2 separate regions of the Homo sapiens genome follow, and region 1 is linked to region 2. The links are chromatin loops, found by intact Hi-C in ENCODE. Cell type or tissue: PC-3. All regions are shown on one strand. Links, peaks and the distances in the headings refer to the core of each region. The heading gives the core; the rest is flanking DNA.

Region 1 (9,052 bases), core at 1-8,000, 140 kb before region 2:
TGGACTGTCCTTTCCCCATCTATAAAATGGGGATCATAATTCCAGTCTCCATGAATATTTTGAGGGCTGAGATCATGCACGTGGAAGCACTACATAAACTGAAAATCGCCCAACAAGCGTCTCAATAATGATCTTGTCCCACTTGATCAACCTGGCCAAGCTTATAAAGCCAGGCTGCAAAACCTCAGCTCCTGGCTCCCCTCCCTGTCTCCATCATCCAGCAATAATATCACAAGATTCAAAAGCAGTGTTCTTCCCACAGTGCCAGAAGTCTCACATCACAACATCTTCATCTCTGCACCCCCAGCTCCTAGCACGAGGCCTGGCACACCAAAGCAAGGCAAGTGTTTCAGGGGAATAATTCTTTCCTAATTGGAGGGTCACTTTCCCACAGCCTAAACCTTCCCCAACTTTCGATTATCAGCCCCTTCAGGGAACTTTCCCTGCCCACTGATGCATACTTGTTGTGCAGTCCTGGGCCCCTGACCACCCTCTCTGGGTCTGTCTTCCCTGTTCTCTGTCTGTATGTGATGGGATGAACTGGCCGACCTGCCACTCATCCATTTCAGGATCCTGGGTAATTCCCTGGGATGAGCTTCAGATGTTGCAATGGGTGAGGGGTGTGTGCTGGCCTTAAAATGCTCAAGCCCACAGGGCTGGTCTCAAGATGTTGGGCAGGGGGCAGAAGGCAGCAGATGCACAGGGACTCCACCCACTGTGATTTGAAAAGCACAGAGGTGACTGTTCTTCTGAAGGAAGAGGTTGGGCAAAAGTAGATGAGTAGAAGGCGGTGTGTCCCATTAGAATGGGCCAGGCAGCTGAGGCAGGTCATACAGAGCAAGCCATTTTGCCTGCGAACTTCAGAAACATACAGTTTCTTCTTCTGTAAAATGGGCATGGTAATTCATGGCTGGCCATGGTAAGTTTCAGAATATATTAATTCTCTTCTCCCTCAGGATATCCCATGGGATATGAGCCCAGAACCCCAATCAAATCTCTCTCCAGTTAACACTGGTTGGGCAGGTCAGCAGATATGGTTGGTATCTACCTCCTGCCACTTGGCAGACTGTGTGATCTTGAGAAGTGATTTGGCCTCTCTGGGCCTCGGAGGTTTTTGTTTTTGAGACAGGGTCATGCTCTGTCACCCAGGCTGGAGTGCAGTGGTGTGATCATAGCTCACTATAGCCTCAAACTCCCTGGCCCAAGTGATCCTCCTGCCTCAGCCTCCCACGTAGCTGGGGCTACAGGCATGTACCACCATGCCCAGCTAGGAGGTCAAAACAACAGATAGGGAATGGCTTGCATTGAGCCAGGATAAAACCATCTCTGAATCTCAGTAAGGAGCAACTCCCTTTAGCTCCCCCGCCCCTCCCAGCACCCAGGATTTTGTTTCTCAGGGGCTGGCGGAGGGGGGTAAAGGTTTGGGGCAAGGCAAAAGGGAAAGCCAGAAGCCCCAGGATTATGGGGAATGACCGTGAGTTTGGCCCAGGCTAGGAGGGCAAGGCCCTCCCGGCAGGTCCAGCCAGGTGGCTTGTGTTCTGAGTTCCTTGGCTAGTTAAGGCCAATCCGTAATACTCAGCTTTCAACCAGATTGATTTCTCTGGCCCTAGATTCAGAGGCACCTGGGACAGACTGGCAAACAGTGGAGAGGGGCGTAAGGAATGGAGACCAGTGGCCAGTGCAGCTGCAGTGGCCAGAGGAAGCTGGGCAGGATGAAAACCCGGCCCGAGACTCCAGCAGCTCATGAGGACTGGGAGGACACGCATGGGCCTCCTATGCCACAGGTCCAGCTGCCCCAGCCTAGCTCCATGCCCCCTGAGCAGACACTGTCTGACTCAGAGAAGGTGATCTGCAAATGACTGTCAATGAACAAGATGCAAAGAATCAGGGATCCCTGGTAGATATCGAATGGCAAGGACAGAGTGCCTGCCCTGCCCAAAGCAACCACCCACATACTGCCCTTCCCACCCTACTGACAGCAGAGGCTGCTACAGTCTCAAGTCCAGGCTCTGCCACCCATTGACTGGCTCTTTTGAGCCACAGTTTCTTCATCTGTAAATCAGCTGTAAATAACCCTGCCCTAAGCCCCAGGGCTACTGTACACATCACCTGAGATCAATGCTGGAGTGTGATGGGGAAGCAAGCACCCTCCCTTACATCATCTCTTTTATCCCTAATCACAACAACCCTAAAAGGCAAGTACTATTATTACTCCATTTTACAATCGAGTATGCTGTAGTTCAGAAAGGGTAAGTCACCAGCACGAGGTCACACAGCTGCCAAGTGACTAAACCAGGCTGGGTCCCAGGTCTGTGGGACTCCAGACCTGGGCTTTTCACCTCTGCACATGCCTTCCGGACCGTGCTCACAGCTTTGGTAAAACTCTTCACCAAAGTAAGGGACTCTTCTCATGCCTATTGTTGTTTTATAAAACCCAAGGTAGAGAAGGGCATTGTCATGACTTTTCCTTTTTCACTCTGCCTCTCTCCTTCTTGATGTGGAGAAAAGCAAGCTACAGTCTGCTAATTTCTGCAGTCGCAGACAATCAGAATTCCGGCCGTCTGGGAGAACCAACCTAAGAAAGCATGAAATTAATCTGTTCAAAGTTAATGTCTTGGAGTCGTCGCGTCAGTATTTGGGTTGGACGGGTAACCTTGTTATCGTAACACAGATGAAGCACCACATTTAATAAGGCTGAGACAACTCGGGCAACGTAAGAAACATAACAGGATATTGCAAAAAGATTAGGGAGCTTCCTCTGGACAGCATGGATGGGCCGTGCAGAGGGCAGGGTGGGGGATGGTGATGCCATTGACCTTGGGGGTCCAGCAAGTCCCTAGTCCCAGGCCTGGCCTAAGGACTAAGATGCTCAGGCAGAGGGGAGCTGGGCTCCTCTCAGCACATTGAGGCCTGCCTGGTGCCGGAGCAGAGGCTCCGCTGGCTAAATGTAAGCCAGCTGCGAGAATGGGAGTGTTCCAGTGGGATGGGATGGGGGAGGCTTACCTCATGAAAGAACTGTGGAAACGGCTGCTGGAAAGATAATAAAAGGATTAACTGCTATTTTAGTGGGCCATTTACTCTTCAATCAAAATGTCTCATCTATTTCCTGTTCTCCAGAGGCTCTGGGTCCAAAATTCCTTTGTCTATTACAGTGCATGGTAGCAGAGGCCTGTCATGAAAAATTAATAATTTTACAGGGAAGGGAGATTTTACTTATCTGGGTGCTGGTTGAGGCCCACCCCTTCCCCTGGGTTACCCACTGTGCCAGCATCATGGAGGAGAGGGAGCACGCCCACCCCACCGCAGGCAAGAGGAGGCCAGGGGAGGCTCTGACAAGCCTCCGAAGCCCAGATCACTGCTGCTGTCTCCAGATGGTGACACCCAGTGGGGCCGGCCCTAAAGCCCAGAGAATAGTCAGTTTAGCAGAGCTACACAAACAAGAGCATTGCAGTTTGGAAAGATGTAGGCTCGAGTCCCATTCCAATGGTTACTAGCTGTGTAACCCTTAGCAAGTTATTTTTATTACCATTATCATTCTTAGCCTCTATTCTTATTATAACTGTTGTTATTGTTTCCAACTAGCTGTGTGACCTGGGGCAAATTATGCAATCTTCCTGAACCTCAGTTTCCTCATCTGTAAAATGGGGGTTCACAGTATCTACCCCACAGCATTGTGTTGAGGACCAGGTGGAGTTGTCACTTAGAATAGCACCTGCACACAGTCTGTACTTGGAAGCTGCTTGCTGGTATTATCATCACCACAATCCTAAACCCTGGAAGAGGCAAGACCAAGTGTTCTCATGGGAGCAAGTGGAAGGCCAGCCAGACCCCACCCAACCTTTGTTTCTTCATTTGTAAAAACCCTTGGTTTTACAGGACTTGTAAGGATTAAACAATACTGATAGGTGAGTGTAGACACAGCTTGATATCACCTCCTCCATGAAGCCCTTCTGGGCCTTCCCTCCCTGGGACTATGCAAACTCCATCCCAGGACCTGCCACTCATCTCCCACCCATCTCTGAGCATGAGTGTCCCCAGGGCAAGGGCCATGGGAGGTCCAGGTCTGGGTCCCCAGAACCAGGCCTCAGCCAGTGTAAGCCAGTGTCCTGTGAAGTCTGTGGAATCAAGTGAGATCCTGGCAGCCTGGCCGCAGAGAGAGAGACCCTGAGTCTGCACTGAGTAACCCAGGCCCCTCTGACCCCTCGCTGGGCCCTGTTTCCCAAGCTAGAAAGTGGGCGGGGAAGGGCTAGATCCTCTCTGACTTCCCAAATTTCCAACACAGATACTCTTCTGGATGCCGTGATTCCACACAGAGGCCCCACTGTGAGAAGACCACTAACCACAGGCAGAAGCCAGGTGTAAGCCAGTGTCCTGTGGAGTCTTGTCAAGGTTCCTTCGGGTCACAGAGCCTCCACCTCGGCCCCCACAGGCACCCACAGACTCACCCATAAAAGAGAATATGTGAAGGAGAACTGTGGCTCAGCAGCTGTCAGCTCCAGGGTCTCGGGGAGATATGGGGGCCCAGCTGTCTCCCAGCAGCCCTGGCCTGGCCTGCGCGCTGTCTATTGGTCAACTCCTAGGCAGGGGCATGTGTCACAGGACCCCAAACAAGCCAGAGCATCGCCAGGGGCTGGCCCAGCCACCAGGCCTCCTTCCAGCATCCTCTCAGCCCAAAGGCACAAGATAAAGTCAAAGTCTCAGCCTGTCCAATGCACTCTCCCCACCACTGCTCCACACACCAGAATGCTAACCACAAGCTCCCTCCTCCTGCCTCCCCTTGGCACAGGCCATTCACTGCTGCTCACTTGTTTACAAAGCAAACTCTTTCTCCTCCTTCAAGACCCAGCCTCCTGAAGCTGCAGAAGCAGATCCTGTCCGACGCCCAGCTCCCAGCTCCACAGGTAGGTGGGGCCCAAGGGCAAGCACCTTGCCCCAGGAGGACGGAGTTTATGCTGCTGATTGCCAATGTGTCCTGCCTCCTTCCTGGCCCCTACAATGTCACCCTGGGCTCTGAATGGGGACACTATGCCCCTTCCCAGACCAAGTGCTCCATGAGTGGGTGTCCAATGACAGTGTTTGACACTTGCACAAGTCCAAGTGTGAAACAGCTTGACTTTAGCTATGGCACCAGCCCCAGCACACCAGCCATGCTGCTGTCCTGATGGCTGGGCGGGCTGGGCAGTGGCCCTGGTGGCCCATGCTTCTCAACACCAAGCACACCCTGAGGTCCAGCTCTGCCGTTTCTGGGCAGGCACCTCTCCTAGTGGGCTGGCTGTGCCTCGGAGGTAGCACAGCAGTTAGGCTGAGTGTATCAGGGAGTGCTCCTAGCCTCTGATACAGTATTCCCCACAGACGGGGCAGAAATGACCTGTCACAGAAATGATCCATCACAAGGGCTGGAGGCCTGAGTACTCACAGTTAATATGCGCGTGTGTGTGCACGCGTGCATGCATGTGTGTGTGCACGTGCGCATGTACACATAATGCTAGTGCCAGAAACCTGTCTCAACTCCAGGAAGAACGCTACTGGTACTACCCAGGGCCTTAGCTAGTAACCCTGGGCCCCAGCCCAAACCCTGCCCTGGGGACCTGCAGCTCTCGAGCCGGGTGCCTGTTAGGCCCCACTGTTCCTTGGTGGAAGCCAAGGCTGTAGGCAGCACTAGAAGGCCCAGGGAACCTCACTGGGATGGGTGGTGGTGAGGGCCCAGCGCTGGAGGAGAGTATGTTCTCCACATCTCATTTGGCCACCAGCAGATGGGACATGGAGCACAAACACATGAAAGAAGAGGCTGGCCACGCCTGTTTTTCCAATCGCATGTGCACACAGCCCCGGGCCCTGTGGCGTGCTAAGATATATCTAATGCCTCAGGGTGGGGGACTGGGCACCTAGTGAGTATGAGGGCCCCTCTGCCACGGTTCCCAGTGACAGGGGCACTGACCGTCTTGACCAGGGGCCACATCCACAGCATGGGTCCTTTCCTCCTCAACCACAGGGATCTCAGCCAGCCCAGAGGACGGAGTCCCAGGCGGCCTCTCCTGGGGCACTGGGGTGAGTGCTGCTCTGCCAGAGGGGCTGGGGTGAGGCCTGGCGGCCGGTGGGAACTCACCATGCACTTGTTGGGCTTCTCGCCCGAGTGCACTCGCATGTGGATGAGCAGCTTGTAGCGGGCGTTGAAGGGCTTGTAGCGGCGCACGCAGCCAGCCCAGAAGCAGGTGAAGTCCTCGCCCTTGCGCTGGTCGATGTGGCTCTTCTCGATGTGCCGCACCAGCTCCTCCTGCTGCTCATAGGCTGCACAGCAGTCCACCCAGCGGCACGCCTGCCGCCCGGCCACCACCCTGCCTGCCAGGCCCAGCCCCAGGCCTCCAAGGCTTGGGCCAGGCGGCAACTGAGACAGGGGATAGGGGGGCGGCAGGCCCTGCTGGTGAGGCCCAAAGAGCTCTGAAAACTCATCCGCGGGTTCCTGCTTCAGGAAGCTCGCCTTCCGGCAGGCTTCAAGTTGCAAGCTGCCCTCATGGCTGTCCGTCGATGCAGGGCCAGGCCGGGCCCGCTTGGAAGGGCCCCCCAGATCTCCCGTCAGAGGGGGGCTCCGGAGTCCATTTACACAGGTGACCAGAGACGTCTGGGAGGAGCGGATGATGGAGGTGACGTCGGAGGAGGCACAGGGTGAGGAGGAGGCTGGGGAGGTGGGGGGTAGGCCCAAGACGCAGCACCGCTTCAGGCTGCCCTCGGGGAGGTGGGTCTCGGGCTGGAGGCCCAGGCCAGAGCTGGGTTCGCTGCCCAGAAGGTAGCAGGAAGGCGCAGGGGTGGCGAGGCTTCGGCCCGGGAGGTCCAGGTCTGGGTGCAGGCCAGTGGCCAGCGGGCCCCGACAGTGGGCAGACAGGGATGTGCGGGCCTCTGCCATGGCTTGGTAGTCGGGCAAGGACTCCTGTTTGATGTGTTGTGTGGTTGGGAGGCTGCCGTTCACATACGTGGCCTGGGGTCTAGGTGACCTGGAAGACAGTGCCCAGAGAGGTCATGAGAGGCTGGGCTCGCCACAGAGGGAAGGCTCAGGTGGGGGCAGACAGGGAAGCTGAGGATCAAGGGATGGACAAGCCCAGGGCAGGAGGCAGAGGCTGAGGGCTAGAGGCAGAGAAAGAGCACCTACAGACTGGTTGTCTGGAAAACAAGCAGAGTGTAAAGGAAAATGGGGAGAGAGAGGAAGAGAAGGGCTGGGGAGGGAAAGAAGAGGCAGGAGGCCAGGCACAATGGCTCATGCCTATAATCCCAGCACTTTGGGAAGGCAAGGCAAGAGGACTGCTTGAGTCCAGGAGTGTTCACGACCAGCTTGGGCTACATAGTGAGACTCCATCTCTACAAAAAAATTTACAAATTAGCCAGGTGTGGTGGTGTGCACCTGTAGTCCCAGCTACTCGGGAGGCTGAGGTAGGAGGATTGCTTGAGCCCAGGAGGTTGAGGCTGCAGGGAGCCAAGGTCATAACATGCACTCCAGGGTGAATGTGGTGAGAACACCAGGAAGGAGGACCTTGCATCGTTTTACCAAAGCTCAGCACCCCCACCCAGCCCTGGATGCCACGCCATCCTGCTTCCCAGGGGGCTGCCCTGCTCCCTCTCCGTGGCCTTCTAGTGAGTTCTCCAGGAAGAAGGCTGAGGCTGGCATTTTGAGGAACACCCAGGTCCAGGGTATATTAAATTCCACTTACATGTCCTTTAAATCTTTCTTAATTTTTGTAATCTAGCTTAACTTCTACAAATGCTAATTGTATGACACTTCGCCCCAAGCAGCCTGGCCTTTCCACTGTTAATGTCAGTGCATGGGGGAGTCTGAAGTGCAGTCCTGGTGGGGGTGTCTCAGGAGGAACTGAGGAAAAGCTTCTGAGGGGTCCCAGGGTTTCAGGCCCTCACAATGTGACTGCATGAAACTGCGATTTTGGGGAAAAGCCATGGGGCAGGCCAGGCAGGGCAGCCCATGGGAGCACGTGGGTTTGAGATCAGGCTCAGCCACATCCAGCCGTGCAAACGTGGGCAAGGTCCTTTGCCATCCTGGGTCTCTCTCCTCCTCTGGGACATCAGGAGGATCCTCCCCATGAGAGCGAGGGTGGTGTATGTGGGCACAGCTGGGGTTTGCCAGGTGGCTGTCTTCACCACATAGGTGGTACACAGGTGCCCAGAGGGCCTCTCCCACATGTGGAACATTCCCTCCACCACTGCGCAGGAGGCCAGGCTTAAATAACACAAGGGGATTCCTGCACTGAAGCTTCCACCATTCTGAGTGGGGGGACCAGGTAAGGTGCAGAGAGAGACGGAAGGGCCTACCTGTCACCAGAGCACTCTGAAAAGGGGAAAGGTCAGGAAAGTGAGGCAGGGCTGAGAGTTAGGACACCCCCCTGGCTGGCTAGGCAGAACAGGGAGCCTGGTGCTATGCCTGAAGTCTGGCTAGGACACCCCACGCCACCTCATCCCATCTGAACCTCAGTTTCCTTGCCTGTAAAATGAGGGCTAAGTCTCTCTACCTCAGAGGATGGCTGCCAGATCGAGTGAGATGGCCCCGTGACAGCCCTCTGCGAAGGGGATGGCAGGGTGAGGGGAGCTCTTATCGCCATTCACCACCACTGTCTTGGGGCTCTCTGCAGCCAGAGCTGTGGGGTCATCACCTGTCCCTCAGTTTCCCAAGATGGCCTTGCAGCTCCAGCCCCTCCATCTCTGGCTCCCTGCAACTGGAGCAGCCCGAGCTCCAGTCATGAGGTACAGGAGGGGAGGGGAAGGGACAGGGCTCCCTGGAAGGGAGCTGCTGAGATGGGGATAATCAGTGTTTCTCCAGCAGAGACTCAGGGGAGAGGCAGGGATCTCAGATCGCATGTCTCTGAGGGCTCAGGAACTGCAGTCTGAATGGAAAGTCAGTGATTTCACTCAACATGCTTTTCACTCTGTGCTGGGTGATGCTGAAGAAGTGGGAAGACCAGGTCCCTGACCTTGGGCAGCTCCCCTTCCAATAGGGGAGTCTGTGGACCAGTCCCCTGAGAGAACATTTACATTCTGCTGAGGGGTAGGTAGA
Region 2 (9,148 bases), core at 1,149-9,148:
TCTACGGACTTGAGGTCTGGGATTTTTGCTCCGCATCCACCCGCGGACCCCTCCTCACCAAGCCGCTCGATCTGTTTGAAATCATCCGTTTGAAGGCCCAAAGAAGAGCCTGCCTCAACGAGAAGCCCTAGCACAGAGATATTCTCACAAAGAGCGCTCCGTAAGTACAAATGACTGTTTGATCAATCATTTGGCCTCAGCGTGGGATTTGGTTAGAATTAAAGCCATCTGGCTGGGGTTGACGGGGGGTACGGAGGGAGGAGACAAGCAGGCGGGAAAAAGACCCACCCCCCTCCCCCAAAAAGCATTGTTAAAACAGGGAAAAATAGTAAAGTTCCTGCTGTTATTTCAGCCTAAGCCACTTAATCCATCAGCACATAAAGCAACTTATTTTATGACCTTTTCCCTTTAAAAAATAAATCAGAAGACGATGCCTTGAATTCACATATCTCTGAAGCACACTACTCATCCCTCCCAGTGAAATATCCTGTTTCATAAACCTTCTTCGAGATACTTGAAACTGCAGATCACTAAATGCTTTGCTTTAGGCATCTGACATTCCAGAGAATTAATATTTAAACTTATTATAGGAAAAAAGAATTGAGTTTGGTTGAAGCATGAAATATTTAATAGTGTCTCCAAATTAGAAACCCTATTTTGTTTCGCGCTGGAAATGCCACGATATTACCTGGGCTTTGCACTCAAATAAGATAAAATGCAAAGGCAGTCTTGAGATTAAACACACAATTACAGCCGTTTTCTCCAGAGAGATGGGGAGTGAGACAGGTTTGGGGAGTGGAAGTGATTGAGTTTCATTTTTACGATATGCTTAAAATTATATTATCATTCTCTGCCTTGAGGGTTGGACTTGAGACTGCTGAAGCTACTTAACCACCGAAAACGGTGTCAAAATCAGTGACTCCGCGGAGGCCTATTCTCAGGCTCTTTAAACCGTCGTCTTGGGATGGGCCCAGTGACAAGCAAAAAACTCCGTAACTTTCTCTGCTTGCTAGGACAAAAGTATTCGGTGGTTTAGGATAAAAATTAAGCTCCAACTGACACAGTGGATCCTGGCAACCTCTGCCGGCACGTGTAATTTATTTACAGGGTTGGAAAGTTGGCAAAATACATCATCAACTCTTACACAAACTTCTACTAGGTATTAAATACCCAACCCTCTGAGAAGTAATTCATATAGTCCAGCAGCGTTCCAAAATAAACCCAATCTCCAGTCCTCCGGAGAGCTTAAAACAGCAAATGGGATCTGTATTTTTCAAGTCAGGTTTATAGTACTCCCTGGTTTCTTGCTAAAGCCTGATTTCTAGCAAACCTGTTATTTAAAAACAAAGGTAACATCTAAAAGAGTAATCTGGTTGCTAAAAAGACACAAATAGGAACAGGCTGGGCTGTACGGCAGGCAGGGCCATCCCTTGTACTTCATTCACTCCCCTTCAGACACAGCGGCACGTAGGAAGGCAAAAACACCTCGGACCAGAACGGCTCCTGCAAGTCCATCTTCAGAATCAGTATGACTCCCTGAGAATGTACACATTCTCATGAATGCACGTGCAAGGCCACAGATGCAACCAGCCGTGGGACCTTTACCTTCCATAGGGGGGGTCATCTAGCTCATTCATCATTTGACACAAAAGACCCATTTCTCACAAGCAAACTCTCAAGTTCACTCTGATCCCCAGCCTGTTCTCCCTCCCAAGCCCTACTTCATCCCACCAAGTGTTTAACAAGAAATAATTGTTTAATAGATCCCTGAGCCAACATGCTTGGGGAAGCACGTATTCTATAACCAGGCATGGTGGGGATCTTGAGGAATTCTCGTCCAACAGATGTCTTTGAAAGCCATAGAGGGGAGACTACGACCGGGGCCTTGGCAAGGAATCTCCCCATATGGCAAGAAAGACTCAGACAGGGACTACTACCTGCAATAACCAGTCAGGACGGGAGTTGCCACTGCTTCTGAGAAGCGGTCCCTCCTAGGGGCCCCCTCCATGGCCTCAGAGAGTCTTTTTCCAGACCCCAGATTCCTGAGGATCCTGAGTCACTGGGAACATTCTCCTTTCCCTAGTTCTGCAGGGGGAGAGGAGCAGTGCCCTACGGAGGCAGAGTATCCCCTGTAAGTCGCACCTCAGCCTGTTGGCTGAGACTGAGAAAGGGGTGCTCTGGGATGTGGCTGTCTGGGCCCCCTGCAGCCTCCTGCTGCCTTCCTTTGGGCTTCCTTGGGGGCGCGCAGCTCTCTAGAGCCGCATCCTCTCCTTCCCAGCCGCCTGGGTTTAAGAAGCTGGTCCTGGAGAGTGGTGTATTTTCAGAGGAAAGTACTGGCTCTGCTGTCAGACAGACCTGGGTTCAAATTCCAGGCTCTGTTGCTTACTACATGCACAACCTTGGACAAATCACTTTGCCTTTCCAAGCCTCAGTCCCCCCATCTTTAAAATTAGAACAGTGCCTCCTTTCTTCCTAGGGCTGCTGGGCATAATTAAATGTGATCACGTCTCTAAAGCATCTCACCTGGCACAGAACAGCCGCTCACTAAAGGTTAGTTGACCTCCCTCTTCCCCATTCTTTCTGTGTTCATCTTTAGCAGTCAAGAGTTCCAGTGTATAACCTGGTCTGAGACAAAAGTGGCCTCTTCCTACACCCCAGATCCTTCCAAACCTTCCCAGCCCAGTCAGTGTGGAATCCTGGAGTATCAGCAGGCAGGGACTATGGATCATCCAACTGAACTGCTCTCCATTTTACAGATGGGAAAACCAAGGCTCAAAGCACAGGGCACGGCCCACTTGCAAAGATGCTACACAATGGCTCATGTGTTAGCTCCAGGCAGGCCCAACCATAACCACCAAATAAATTCAGGCCATCCAGGAAATGCGTTATTCAGTTAACAGACTAAAGGTCTCTTCTCAGCGCATCTGACTCAAATGCTAACTTTAAAAACACAGCTCGTAATGCTAACACGATCCGCCTCGATCCACCGGAAACCTACTGAAGGAATAATCCTTTGGAGTTTAAGGGGGAAAAAGGGCAAAAGAAGAAAACATGCTTTAAGTGACTTTCAACTCTGAGACCACTGGGTTAGGGTTGTATTCTCTCCACCCCTACCCAGCCCAGCCTTCGGCTTTCTTTCAGTTTCTTATAAATATGGCTTTGGGAGACCAAAGTAGCCACAAAACTACTTTTCCCCCTCTTTTCTGCTTTCCTTACTCAGTAACTCAGCTGTCAGTCCCTGGACTTTGCTTCCAATGCTGAAAGCTTTTTTTTTTTTTTCATTGTAAACTATTAATTTGGGCAGTGGCTGCTGATAAACAAGAAGTCCGTTTTTAAACTGCTAGAATCATTAGCACAGTGAAGGCGAGCAGCACAAATATTTCAGGAGTTTGGTCTTTTTTCCTGGCCCTGGTATTACAGCTGTGCTTTTTGCATAATGCAGTCCAAGTTTTCAAAGCCCACTGCAAACTTTGTTTCATTTCTTCTCCCCCTTGAACTGAATGTCTTTGTTTCTTTAAATATAAAAATAAACTACCCCCCACCAAAAGAAACCACACAATTCTCTAGGTCCAAAATAATTGCAACGGAAATCTATATTAAAAAAAAAAAAATAACAAACCACACATTATAATTTAACTTTGAATATAACCGTATATGTAAGGTGAGGTTGCTGAAATACTACCACATCGTGTTGAAAACAGAATTCTTTTCCAAGACAATTGAGAGAAGGAAGGGAAATTATCCTCAGCGATAGTCACTGGTCGACTTCCCAATAAAGTTTATTTGTTTGTTATTTTTTCCCCTAATCCTATCCAAAACAGATTGAAAACCCTGTCCCAAACTTTAGTTTCTCCCCTCTTCCAGGATACTGGCCAAACTCCACAAAGTAAAACCGAAGAAAATGATGATAATTATGCAACATTCAGAACAAAGAACATAAGAATATATTTTTTTAAGTGATTCATTGTGCACTTATGCCTGTAATGGGATTTTAACGCACTGTAAAAATAAGTGTGCTGGCTCACTAAGCTTCTCACGCAAATGAAACGCAGGGAGATGAGTAACTCTGAGATGAGGTTCATTTTGTTTTTTGTTTTTTGTTTTTCAGAAAAAGAAGGATGAAGAAAAATCATAGCATATAAAGAAATTTACATTTTTAAATCACAGATGGAGCAACATAGACTATCGATGTGATTCCACAGCTCTGAAGCTCTGCAGACCTCAGTCCAGCTAAGCACGCTACAGGTAAACTACTCAGAAACAACTAAGCCTAAATTAAATTACGATCTCACGTGATGGTCCCCTTGCCATTTTGCCCACAGAGTCCTAGCTTCTAGAAAGCTTGAGAGGCAGGAAGGGAAGAGGAATTCTAGCCGCCCGAGATTCTTAGGGAATCTTTGGGAATTATATTTCCGCTACATGTCTATAAAAGATTTGTCGGATACATAACTCTTATGACTGTAGACGCAACATGTTCCTATCTCATTTTTTACCCACACACATACTTGTTTCTCTTTGTCTCACTGAGCCTGACATTTGGCCAGCAGGTTTTTCTCCCCCTTATTTGAAACTTCATGCACTGAAAAAATTTGGATCTGATTATTTCCGGATCGCAGGACCAGCACTTTAAAATGGATGAAATGCAAGCAAATTGCCCACCGGAGCCGGAGGGGAGAAATGCTTTAAAAGTCACTCATACCTTTCTATGAGGGATGCGCTAGCCTTCCAAGGCCTCCCCAGAACATCACAGGAGCTTCTTATTCAGATGAAGAAATTCAACCAGGTGGTACCACCAAAACATCATGACTTACTGTCCACCGCCCCCACTCCGAGTCCATGCGCACAATCTACAATTCCTTTTTTTTTTTTTTCAAGTTACAAGACTGACTGCTTTTTGGCATTTACAGCCATGATGGCTGTTTTTATAACGGCGGGGTTCACATTTGTCGTGATCAACCTCTTTTTTATTGCAAGGATGCATCCAGTCTCAGTACACAGTGAAAGGGCCCAGTGAGTCACTGTAAATTAAATAGTGACCTCATTATCTGGTTTGGTGTGGGAACAGCAACTCTGGACAAATGGAATCATGTGGTAAACTATAAAGTTTTCTAACTATGGCATAGATACTAGTTACCAATTCCCAAAGATGTGAGACAGTAGAAATACCAAAAGCAAAAGACATTTTTAAATTCTCTGGGAACGTTCAGAAGGCCTTCGTGTGAATGCCAGCTCTCGGCCGCCAACACACACATGTAGAAGGTACAAGTTGTGGAACCAGAATCAAATATTTGCAGCTGGAAGCCTGGAAACTGCCACCTACTGTCTGCAGCTTTGAGCAAATCCCTGAACCTTAATGTCTGCATCTATAAAATGGGAATCACATTAATAACAGCCAGTATCTGCCCAGCACTTTACAGACTTCTACATCTGCTCCCTCACAAGAGCCCCCAAGGCAGGCAGAGCCCAGCTGGCGTGAGGGCAGACAAGAGGATGTGTGGGAACACGCTCTGAACACTGTAAAGCACCGTGCACAGAGAACAAGCGTCATCAGGCCATCACCACAAAGCTGTCCGCCTGCATAAAGCCCAGATGTTTACCTTCTTTCCTTGTCAGGACTTATAAAAGCAGAGTGTCGGGTGTTTAATAATAGGAAAGAAAAATGCAGCATCTGGCAATTTGGCTTTTCCAGCTGTTTGGAATCTGGATAAACGGGACTCTGCCATAAACAGATCATGATTCTTATTGTAAATGATGACAATGTTAGTCCATGACATCACACCATCCCAGTGCCTCCCGATTCCAGATCAAATACACAGGCCCCAGACATTTATGGATAAACTACTAGGTTCAAGAACCCACTCTCTTCCTCTGCTTAGGGACTGTCTGAGGCAGGCGGCAGAGCATCTGAAACCTGACCCCAGGCTGAGCCATACTGTCTTCTCTCCGGTCACTGGGCAGCTGTGGCCACAAAAGACCTGAAGCTTGGCACCTCTCAGCCTCCCCTGGCTAGCACACCACAGTTAGCACCCTTCACATTCAGCATTTTAAAAATGTAACCTTGCTTCCTTCTCACTCTGTCCCCTTTATCTCAAGTGTCACTGACCCTTGCATGGGCCCTGCACGAATTAATAAAAGTGCCTCCTTCTACCTTTTTAGCTTATAAGGCATTCTTACAACTCTTGTTTTATTTACCCTGCAAGGTAGGCACCATTACCTCTCACGCAAATGAAAACCCAGAGGTTGAGAATGTGAAACAGGTTACAGTAGTAATCCTAAAAATAACCAGGCACTGAGGTGGCCCTTGCACATTCTTTATCACTAATGATCTCATCAGTCTTGCGAATTAAGTCTCAGGGTAAATTTACAAACGAAGGAACCAAAGGCTCAGAAGAGTAAAATCGATTCCCCCAAGTGCCACAGATCATAGATGGTGGGGTCTCACAATTCCCAGCACAGTCAATACATATTTTTCAATTGGTATTTCTGTCTGTTTCCAATAAGCCTGAGAACTTGGAGCTAGACACCAAATATTCAAAGGGTTACATGGTCTGGGACTATTTCGGTGGGAGTAGGGGCAGTAAGAAGGTGCCGTTTCCTCGCAGCATTTTTAAGGACGCTGAAGAACTGGGGGAAAGCTGGGTTTGTCTCGGGCCACTTGGTGACTGCACTGTGAGGAAAAGCTTGCCTATAGCAACACAGAGGCCAGCAGGGAAACCTCTCCAAGCCCAGGACCCTGAGCCTTCCCTTTCTCCCTAGGCCAGGTTAGGCCAGAGCTGTGGCTTCCCTAACCACTGCCCTACACATACCAAACACTTTCCCACCTTCAGGCCTCAGTTTCCTCACCCTTCAAATGAGTGGGATACATCCCACCACAACAGCCTCACTGGGAGGCTATGAAGAAAAGTTGTGAAACCTCTTGGAAAAAAGCTTCACCAGAGAGACCAGCTTAAGGTACAAAGAAAGAGGCTCTTCCTCCCATCCCTTTATTCTCCTCTGCCCTTTCCAAATGGAATCCTGACTTAAAGATCTTTTATTTTGGACATGTTTGGGGGCGTGCGTAAAAATAACTGGGGTTAGGGGGAATGGAAGTAGGAAGATCGTACACAAAGCCCCCAGGTGAAAGGTCTCACCATAGCGTGGAACAAAGATTATGTTCGGGAGAGCTGTTTGCTAGGTCTGCAGAGAACTCGATCTTCAGAGGACAGCCATGATTTTTTTAAACACAGAACGTTGCAGGAGGGTATCTATTTAAGGGAGGATTGTGTATGGAGCGGGGCAAGCCAGGGAGCTCCCGGCAGCAAACATTACTCATGTCTCGCTGCGCAGCGCTCCTCTCTGGTAAAAGAGACCTCATATGTGTGTATTCCAGCAATAACACTCAGCAGGCATTTCCCGCCCCTCCCCACTGTATCTGTCCTTCTAAAATATTATCTCTATCCCTTGAAAAAGAGGCTGGCATCTAAAACAAGGAGATGAGAAGTAGTTCTCTCTTACAAAGTCAAGTGTTTTCTTCAAAAAAGAAAAAAACTACTTATGTTTATTTCATTTTACTAATCCCTGAACCAGGGAGTTGGGTGTTTTTGATCCACAAGGAGCTCTCAACTCTAAAAGTAGGCTGCCTACCCCTTCCGAGTTGTGAGGCTGATGCTAGGAAGTGATGCCTATAACCGTAAAACCCAAACTGTTTTTGTCTTCCTTGAGAATCATCTGGAATGAGAACCAAGAGGTTCCAAATGCAGATATAGTCAAACCCCAAAGCCTTGGTTTCCCCTAAGGGAAAAAAAAAGGGGGGAGGACGAGGACACAGCATCTTAACAATTTCTCCAATTCCTGGTTAATTATCTGTCAGCACGAAACTCATAAATAATGACTCAATAATAATTAACTGTGATGAGAAGAGCATGTTCCTGAAAATCCCAGCACCATCTCCGACTTTGAGCCCATAAGCCATACTGGGACCCCCACCTTCCCGTGGCCAGCTTCACTGGGGGACGAAGGGACTTGCCAAGGAGCTTGTGACCCAAGACTAGGCTGCCGAAGCACCAAGTACAGAAAAGCCATGTTTAAGTTAGGACGTGACTAGGCTGGATTGCTGATGCAGAAAATTTTCCATCAGGAATCCAGAAATCATCTGGTTTAATTAATTCCTCACTTGACAGATGGGGAAACTGAGGTCCCAAAAGGAGAGGGGTCTTGCTAAAGGCCTCTGGGTTTTGTCAGCTGAGGAGATTGAAATACTTCAAACTATGCCTTGAGCTGCTCAGAAACAGATACCAATATATGCGTTGCTATTCGCCCTCATGTATAATAAAATTTTGACAAGTTTCTATGCAAGCTTTATCAGAAACACACAGAAGCAAAATTATGTAAGCTGAGAGCTTTCTATAAACACATTTCCCCAAACGGGGCTAATTGAATTTAAATTAGATGCTTCGCAAAGCAGGCATACTTTCACACTGACAAGCTAGTCCCAAACAATAAGAGAGAAACTGAGGAACTCCGAAGAAAGTTCCACCAAGCTCTCCCGAGCACGCGGTGGCGACGCCGGGCAGCCCGAATCTCCACAGGAGCCGCCAGGCACGTTGGCAGGGCCGAACTCACCCTTCCCGGCGGCGGCGGCCTTGGATGGACCGTAGTCTCGGGGACTGCGGGGCCGGAGGAGGTCGTGGGCGCGCGGTGGCGGCGCAGGCGGCCGGGCTAGCAGGTCCCGCGGGCCCCTGTCCCCGCAGCCGCCGCCACTCACGGTGACCCTGAAGGCCATGTGCGCGCCGAGGCTGGCGGGGCCGCGGTCGGGGCCGGGCGCACCAGGGGCCTCCTTAGGCCTCTTGTCCGAGTGTGCCTCAGCCACCTCGCAATGCATGGCGCCGGGGCGGGGCGCACGGCTGGGGGTCGCGCCGGGCTCCTGGGGAGGGGAGACAGCACAGCCAGTTAGAATGCGGAAAGCGGCCCCCGTATTGTCCCGGGGCCGAGTTTGAGCAGGTCACTGCCCCTTCGGTGGATTGCGCGTCTTTAACATAGGTTAGCACCACGACACCTAGCCCAATCAGAGGTCAAACCCACCTGATTCCACGCAAAAGCCCCCTCGCTCAGGAGCGGTTCGCCCTTCCCTGGTGTGGGGAGGACCCCAGGCCCCCGCGCCGCGGCGCAT

Evidence for each region. Peaks named below come from ENCODE experiments on the same cell type or tissue, not always from the same donor. Only the 100,000 strongest peaks of a DNase experiment are listed, where the experiment ranks them.
Region 1: it touches region 2 in a loop (2.3-fold over the local background); 2 of 110 quality-filtered maps call a loop at or near these places.

What each region holds. Positions count from the first base shown.
Region 1 is chr1:53,588,002-53,597,053 of GRCh38, forward strand. It overlaps GLIS1 (GLIS family zinc finger 1), which reads right to left. Exons shown (of 11, transcript NM_001367484.1): 4 at 6,107-6,989. Among named protein-coding and RNA genes, the nearest start is that of DMRTB1, 130 kb to the left of the region's middle. In PC-3, for the core only: a CTCF peak has its summit at 4,920; a DNase peak (open chromatin) is centred at 4,840.
Region 2 is chr1:53,729,205-53,738,352 of GRCh38, forward strand. GLIS1 (GLIS family zinc finger 1) reads right to left here. Exons shown (of 11, transcript NM_001367484.1): 2 at 8,602-8,902. The coding sequence starts at 8,860. Among named protein-coding and RNA genes, the nearest start is that of GLIS1, 5.4 kb to the right of the region's middle. In PC-3, for the core only: a CTCF peak has its summit at 5,354 (motif pointing left); DNase peaks (open chromatin) are centred at 3,997, 5,017 and 5,937; H3K4me3 peaks cover 3,259 bases; H3K27ac peaks cover 6,175 bases.